2 separate regions of the Homo sapiens genome follow, and region 1 is linked to region 2. A link is a contact called in ENCODE Hi-C or POLR2A ChIA-PET data. All regions are on one chromosome and are shown on one strand. The core of a region is the stretch at or near the end of the contact, and the rest is flanking DNA. Distances in the headings are between cores, read along the strand shown. Region 1 has its middle 29 kb from the start of ATP2B4. Region 2 has its middle 65 kb from the start of OPTC.

What was found. Hi-C counts contacts between places; a loop is a spot of excess contacts on that map. ChIA-PET counts read pairs that join two places held with the same protein, here RNA polymerase II (POLR2A). Pooled maps may share reads with other maps.
Region 1: a map of dorsolateral prefrontal cortex shows a loop between it and region 2 (12-fold over the local background). The contact joins two enhancer-like sites. A Hi-C loop is called at or near these places in 24 of 168 maps with a recorded cell type or tissue (DLD1, IMR-90, PC-3 and 10 more), 1 of 37 single-sample maps with no recorded cell type and 11 of 50 pooled maps. POLR2A ChIA-PET finds 5 or more read pairs at or near these places in 10 of 52 experiments (AG04449, AG04450, BJ and 7 more).

The regions. Positions count from the first base shown.
Region 1 is chr1:203,596,195-203,599,268 of GRCh38, reverse strand. No RefSeq gene overlaps it. Among named protein-coding and RNA genes, the nearest start is that of ATP2B4, 29 kb to the left of the region's middle. Within about 2 kb of position 1,513, at least 5 of the 41 ENCODE cell types and tissues checked have a DNase peak (open chromatin) inside an H3K27ac peak, as active enhancers do; they include dorsolateral prefrontal cortex and heart right ventricle, where a contact is called at or near this core.
Region 2 is chr1:203,557,270-203,560,518 of GRCh38, reverse strand. No RefSeq gene overlaps it. Among named protein-coding and RNA genes, the nearest start is that of OPTC, 65 kb to the right of the region's middle. RefSeq lists an enhancer at 2,855-3,249. Within about 2 kb of position 1,983, at least 18 of the 41 ENCODE cell types and tissues checked have a DNase peak (open chromatin) inside an H3K27ac peak, as active enhancers do; they include dorsolateral prefrontal cortex and heart right ventricle, where a contact is called at or near this core.

The DNA of each region.
Region 1 (3,074 bases), core at 264-2,763, 39 kb before region 2:
AGCTGCTCAGTAAACATTTGTGGGTGGTGATGTGGGCAGGTGTGTTGAGAGCCTGGAGAGCAAGAAACTGAACTCACCTCTTCCTTATCCCATTCCCCCTTTCTCCTAGGCTCTGGGAGGGAGAAGTGGACAAGGAAAGAGAGAAAAAGGAAGACCCAGTGAGAGAACAGGAGATAAATGAGTCTTGTCACCCTTCTGCCAGGCTCCACAAGAGCGGAACAGCTCCTGTGCCCTATGGGAAGATCAGCCATTATTTATGAGCTTGTCTGGAGGGGGCTATGCTGGAATATCTAGCTTTGCTCCCTCTCCCCTCAGCTGGGGAGGGGGTGTTGGGAGGAGCTTGTGTTGTCTGAAGGCTTGTGCCTTCTTAAAGGCACAGAGGCCCTTGTGGGAGCCTGGGGCGTCCAGCCACCCTGAAGCCTGCGCAGCTTCCCAAGTAAAGGAAAGAGAGGAAACTCAGACCTACTGCAGAGCCAACTCCATGATGGGGAAAGATCCTGAGACACTGGCTTGAAGGCAGGAAGGAACTTGGGGTTTCTGTGTACCTGAAGTCCTCAGAGACTGTCTCAGAGCTTCAGAACCCCTCCTGGTGCTGGCCCCACACAGCCAGCAGGGGACATACCAAGAATTAAAGGCTGGGAATATGGGGAATGGGTGGAGGCCTGAGAGAAAGGAGAATGGAAATAAAAAATGTCTATATCCCAGGTTTGGGTTCCTATGGCTGGTCCAGCCTCATTTATGGTTGGAGAGGCAATAGCTGAGGGTCCAAGACCCAAAACAAGGAGCCCAGGCAGAAAAGGGGGAGAAGGAGGGGCTGAGAGAGGTTTAGAAGGGAGCAGCAGTTAGAAGAGTTGGATGGGAAAGGAAGGGAGAAGCTAGAATAAAGCGATGGCTAAACAGTGGACATTGAAGACAGAGGAGGGGGTTCCAGGGATAAAAAGCAAGGCCAAGCAAAGCTAAAGGTGAGGTTGGAGAGCAAGAGGGACAAGATGGTGACAGAGACAGGAAGTGGGGGCCACAGAGCTCCTACAAGGCAGGAAAAGAGAGACGAAGGGAGCAACGGGCCAACAAAATCTCACAGGCTGGTGAGAAGAGGGGAACGGAGAAGGAACTCAGGCCTGGAATCTGGCAGGGGAGGGAAGAGTGGAGGTGAGAGGGCCAGAGAGGGAGGGCATTCATGCCAGCAAAGGAGAGACTGCTGCTTTTTTTCTTCTTTTTCGTTTCAACCGCTATCAATAATACATTCCCAAGGAGCCGCCTTTGACAGCAATTAAAAAAGCATTTATGCTCCCAAAGAGAAATTGAAATGATTTCCTCCCACTTCTCTACGCTCTCTGGGCAACGGTCCCTAGCGATGATCTCCCTGCTGGTGTGCAGTCCAAACCGGGGACACACGAAGGAGGGGGATGGAGAGGGGCCAGGGAAGATTCTCCACCCACCTCCCCAGAGGGAGAATATCTGAATGTTTTATACCAGCTCTGTGTGTGGGGGTGGCTGTGGGGACATGGGTGGATGCAGAAGCTGGGGATTTCAAATATGGCATGAAAACACTTTACTGATGATCCCATCTCAGTGCGGATGAAAGGGAGGCTGGCCGCCTCTTCAGCCTGCTGGCTGGAGGTGACCCTTGTGTCTTTGCTAAAGCACCAAGAATCTAGGAGGCTGAGCTGTGAGGGACACTTTCCAGAGCTGCTTTCAATTCAGCAGACCTTTACCAAGCAACTGCTGTGTGCCAGGACCTGCGATAGGTGGTGAGGGTGTTCCCGAAATGAGTGAGACAGGCTGTCTGTTTTCCAGAAGCTTATTATCTGGTGGGTAAGGGATGCACGCACAAAGAACTAGATTGCCAGGCAGATGGCATAAGGAGCCATTAGGAGTGCAATAAAGCAATAGAGGAGGGGGAAGGAAGGAAAGAGGGACAGGCCAGTGGGAGACCTCCTCCCCAGGATTGGGGAACAAGGAAAATGATCATTTCTCTATCGTTTAGTAACCCTCTAAGCCAGGCTTCATGCTGGGCACTTTATATATATATATTACCCCTTTGACTTGAACCCTGGCAGCTACTTTCCAAGAAGGCAAGCACTTTCACAGACTAGGAACCAAGGCATAGAGAGGCTACCTTGCTTGAGATCGCACAGCTGGGAAGTGACAGACAGGATAAAAGGCACCAGTCTATTCTTCCCCCATTTGATTCTGCCTCACTTTGGGAGTGTTTAATTCCAGAGCCTATTTACTCAGCAGTTTCATGTCTAGAAATTTATCCTACAGATGGCCTTGCACATGTGCAAAATGACACTATACACAAAGTTTCTCACTGTCACATTCTTTTTAATAGCAAAAGATTGGAAACAACCTAAACATCCATCATAGAAGCCTGGTTAAATGGATTTGTCAACAATGGAATACTCTGCAGTCATCAAGAGAAATGAAAGACACTTTATGTCTGGATATGGGATAATCCCCAGAACTCATTGTTTAGTACAAAATTCAAGCACAGAGTGATGTGTATAATATCTTGTCATCTGTGTAGAAAGAGTGAGGGAAGGAATATTTATGCAGAATTACTTGTTTTGCATAATGTATATATGGAAGGACATTCAGGAGATAGTAACATCAGTTGCTTTATTTTTTTATTTTTTTTTGAGACGGAGTTTCGCTCTTGTTGCCCAGGCTGGAGTGCAATGGCACGAACTGGGCTCACCGCAACCTCCGCCTCCCGGGTTCAAGCGATTATCCTGCCTCAGCCTCCCGAGTAGCTGGAATTACAGGCATGTACAACCATGCCCAGCTAATTATTTTTTTGTATTTTTAGTAGAGACGGGGTTTCTCCATGTTGGTCAGGCTGATCTCGAACTCCCGACCTCAGATGATCCACCCACCTTGGCCTCCCAAAGTGCTAGGATTATAGGCGTGAGCCACCGTGCCCGGCAACATCAGTTGCTTCTGGGAAGGGTGAGTATATGCTTGGGAATCAAGACTGGAAGGAAGGCCGGGCGCAGTGGCTCATGTCTATAATCCCAGCACTTTGGGAGGCCAAGGTGGGCAGATCACCTGACGTCAGGAGTTCGAGACCA
Region 2 (3,249 bases), core at 734-3,233:
GGATTGTTTGAGCCCAGGAGTTTGAGACTAGCCTGGGCAATATAGGAAAACATCATCTCTACAAAAAATTAAAAAAAAAAAAAATAGCTGGGTGTGGTGGCATGCACATGTAGTCCTAGCTACTCAGGAGGCTAAGGCAGGAGGATTGCTTGAGCCCAGGAGGTCAAGGCTGCAGTGAGCTGAGATCACACCACTGCATTCTAGCCTGGGAAGCAGAGCAAGACCCAGCCTCAAAAAAGAAAAAAGAAAAAAAAAAAAAAGGGAAAGAAAAAAAAATTAAAGAAGTCTCTGGAGGGCACTGGGGATTAAGAATTAAGATTTTTCTTTAAAATCTTTGCCATCTGGCCATCTGGCCATCTGCTTTTCCTGGCTTCTCCTCATCCTGAATGATGATGCTCATAAATCCAGAACTTTCTTTTTTTTTTTTTTTTTTTTGAGACAGAATTTCACTTTTGTTGCCCAGGCTAAAGTGGAGTGGTGCGGTCTGGGCTCACTGCAACCTCCACCTCCTAGGTTCAAGCGATTCTCATGCCTCAGCCTCCCAAGTAGCTGGGACTACAGGTGCCTGCCACCACACCTGGCTAATTTTTGTATTTTTAGTAGAGATGGGCCATCGTGTTGGCCAGGCTAGTCTCGAACTCCTGACCTCAGGCAATCCACCCACCTCGGCCTCCCAAAATGCTGGGATTACAGGCATGAGCCACCAAGCCCGGCCCAGAACTTTCTAAATGACCTCAGCATCTGACTCACAGCCTCTTCCACATCATGCATCCCCTGCCTTCAGTCTTGATAATTCAATATCTGTGTATGGCTGTTTCTTTTCTAGTCCCCTGAGTTAACAGTCCTTGACCTCCGCCTGCTTTCTGTGCATGTGCTGCTGCCAGCTCTGCCTTCCAGCCTCATTGCTCAGGATTCCTTTTTCTACCCTATGCTATCAAACTAGAAGGTCCTCTTCCCCTACGCTATTGTACTTGCTGAATGGACACCATCCCCAGGAGCCAAACTCCTTCATCAAACTCATTACTGATTCACCCAACCATGTGTGATTTTTTTCTTTCCTGAAAATTGCAGGGGATCTTAACAGTCCTTCTCTCATGGAGTTTGTCACAGTCTGCCTTCTGGATAAATGTGTCCTTGTCTCGTCTTTCCTACTTTGATATAAGTTTTCATGGAGAGGAGACTCTGCCGTACTCACTTTTTGTCACACTCTGTCATAACGGCAACTAGCACAGAACAGTGGACATATGTTATTTTGTCTTCACAGCATCCCATCTTTTAAGGAACCCTCCTTCTTCTACTTCTATATGACCCACGGGGGGCTGTGAGTCATGGTGCCCCACCTCCACCTCCACAGAGCAGCACAGAAGATGCAGCCCCTGGCCTCAGAGATGGCTGCAGGGATGGGCATGCTACCTCCATACACAGAGAAAGAGCTCTTTTCCTGAGACCAGAGGCTGAAAGGATGATGTAAGGTGGGGTTGCTTGGGGCCATCTCTCTGGGCTACACGGAAGAAGGCATCTAACATAGGAGAGAATGAGACCCACCTCAAAAGAGGCAGAGATGGAAAGAACAATGGCTGATATGTTGGGGTGCGGATTTTGTATCAGACCCTGCTCCAAGCACACTGTGTGGACGATCTAATTTACTCCTCACAAAAATCCTAAGAGGTAATATTATTATATCAATTTTAGAGACAAGGAAACAGGGGCACTGAGAAGTTAAGCAGCTCATCTGAAATCATCCAGCTAGTTAGGTGGTGGAGTCCGGATTGGAACCCAGGCTGTGGGACTCCAAAACAGTCATGCTATGCTCTGCGTGCTATGCTGCCTTATGGATGAGCCAAGATGAACATAAATGGGAGTGAGATGGATTTACTCATTTATGAGCAAGTGCAAGAGAGAACTGACAGCATCTTTTGAGCTCCTGGATCTAGCTGTGCCTGGAGCCAGCTGACTCATGTGCTTTTTAGTTAAATAAGCCAATGCATTCCTTGATTTGCTTAAAATAGTGTATTCGTCACTTGCAACCTCCTGGCTTCATTGTGTAACAATGTGACTTAGTGATAAGGCACTACTTGTGGGTTTGCCTCCTGGCACTGCCGCTTACTTACCACCCAAACTTGGACAAATGACTCGACCTCTCAGGCCCCTGGAGGGTAATGACTTGGCCTCTCAGGGATGAGGGGATGGTGACTAGAGATGAGATTACATGTAAATGCACTTAACACTCTGTGAACACAATTTAAGTACTCAATCATCATTAGATTCTCCTTTCCCTATGTGGAGTAACTGTTCAATAAGCATTTGTTGAATTGAATTAAATCCTCCAGAGGCTGCAGGATGTTGCCTGAGCTTGCAAGCAGCTGGAGCTAGGGAGTCTCCAATCAGGGGAGCATCTCAGCTGAGGGGTTGCCCAACAGCTCTATCTGGCCATTGGAAGGTTAAAAAAAAAAAGATTTTACTCTTCTCCTGTCTCCTGAACAGCTTCATCCTCTCTGACTTCCAGATCTCTCCAACAGAGAACACAATGTCAGTCTGCTGGATTCCTTCATGCCCCTCTTTCCTCCTCCTTACGGTTGCCCTCTAGAGTCACCTACTAACTCGGTCCTATTGATTCCCTTTCCAATTTTTCTCAATCCTGCTCTCTCCTCCTCTGCCCTCCCAATGGTACCATTGCTCAGACCATCATCACCTTCTGGATGTTTGCAGCAGCTTCCTTTCTGACCTCTCTCCAGCCTTCCAGCCCACCGTGCAGCCCAAAACACCCATGTTAAAGGTGACCGAAGCACTCTTCACCCGAAAGCTGCCTTGGCCTGCAGGATGGTGAGCCAACCCTTGGCAGACACACAAGGCCCTCCTCTGCCCCACCGGCCTCTGCCTGAATTTCCAGGACAGTCTCCTGCTTTGCTTTTCCATGCCTCCGTGCTGTCACCACCCCGCCAACTCTTACTCATCTGCCAAGACTGTGCTCCATTTGCTTCTTTTTTTCTCCTGGAAACACTCATGGAATTCCCACCCCCACTCCCCAGGCCAAGCACTCCTCCTCTGTACATAATTCTGTCTTACTATTTTATACTGATAGGATCACTTTACGCACCTGTTTTGAGGACTCTGAGGCCATGTTCAGACTCATGTCTGAAACCCTTGCACCCCATACAGTGCCTGGCACCCACAAGGCCCTCACCTGCAGGCATCATGAAAGCTCCATGTGGGACTAGAAAGGGGAAAGGAGAAAATACACTTCTTGCA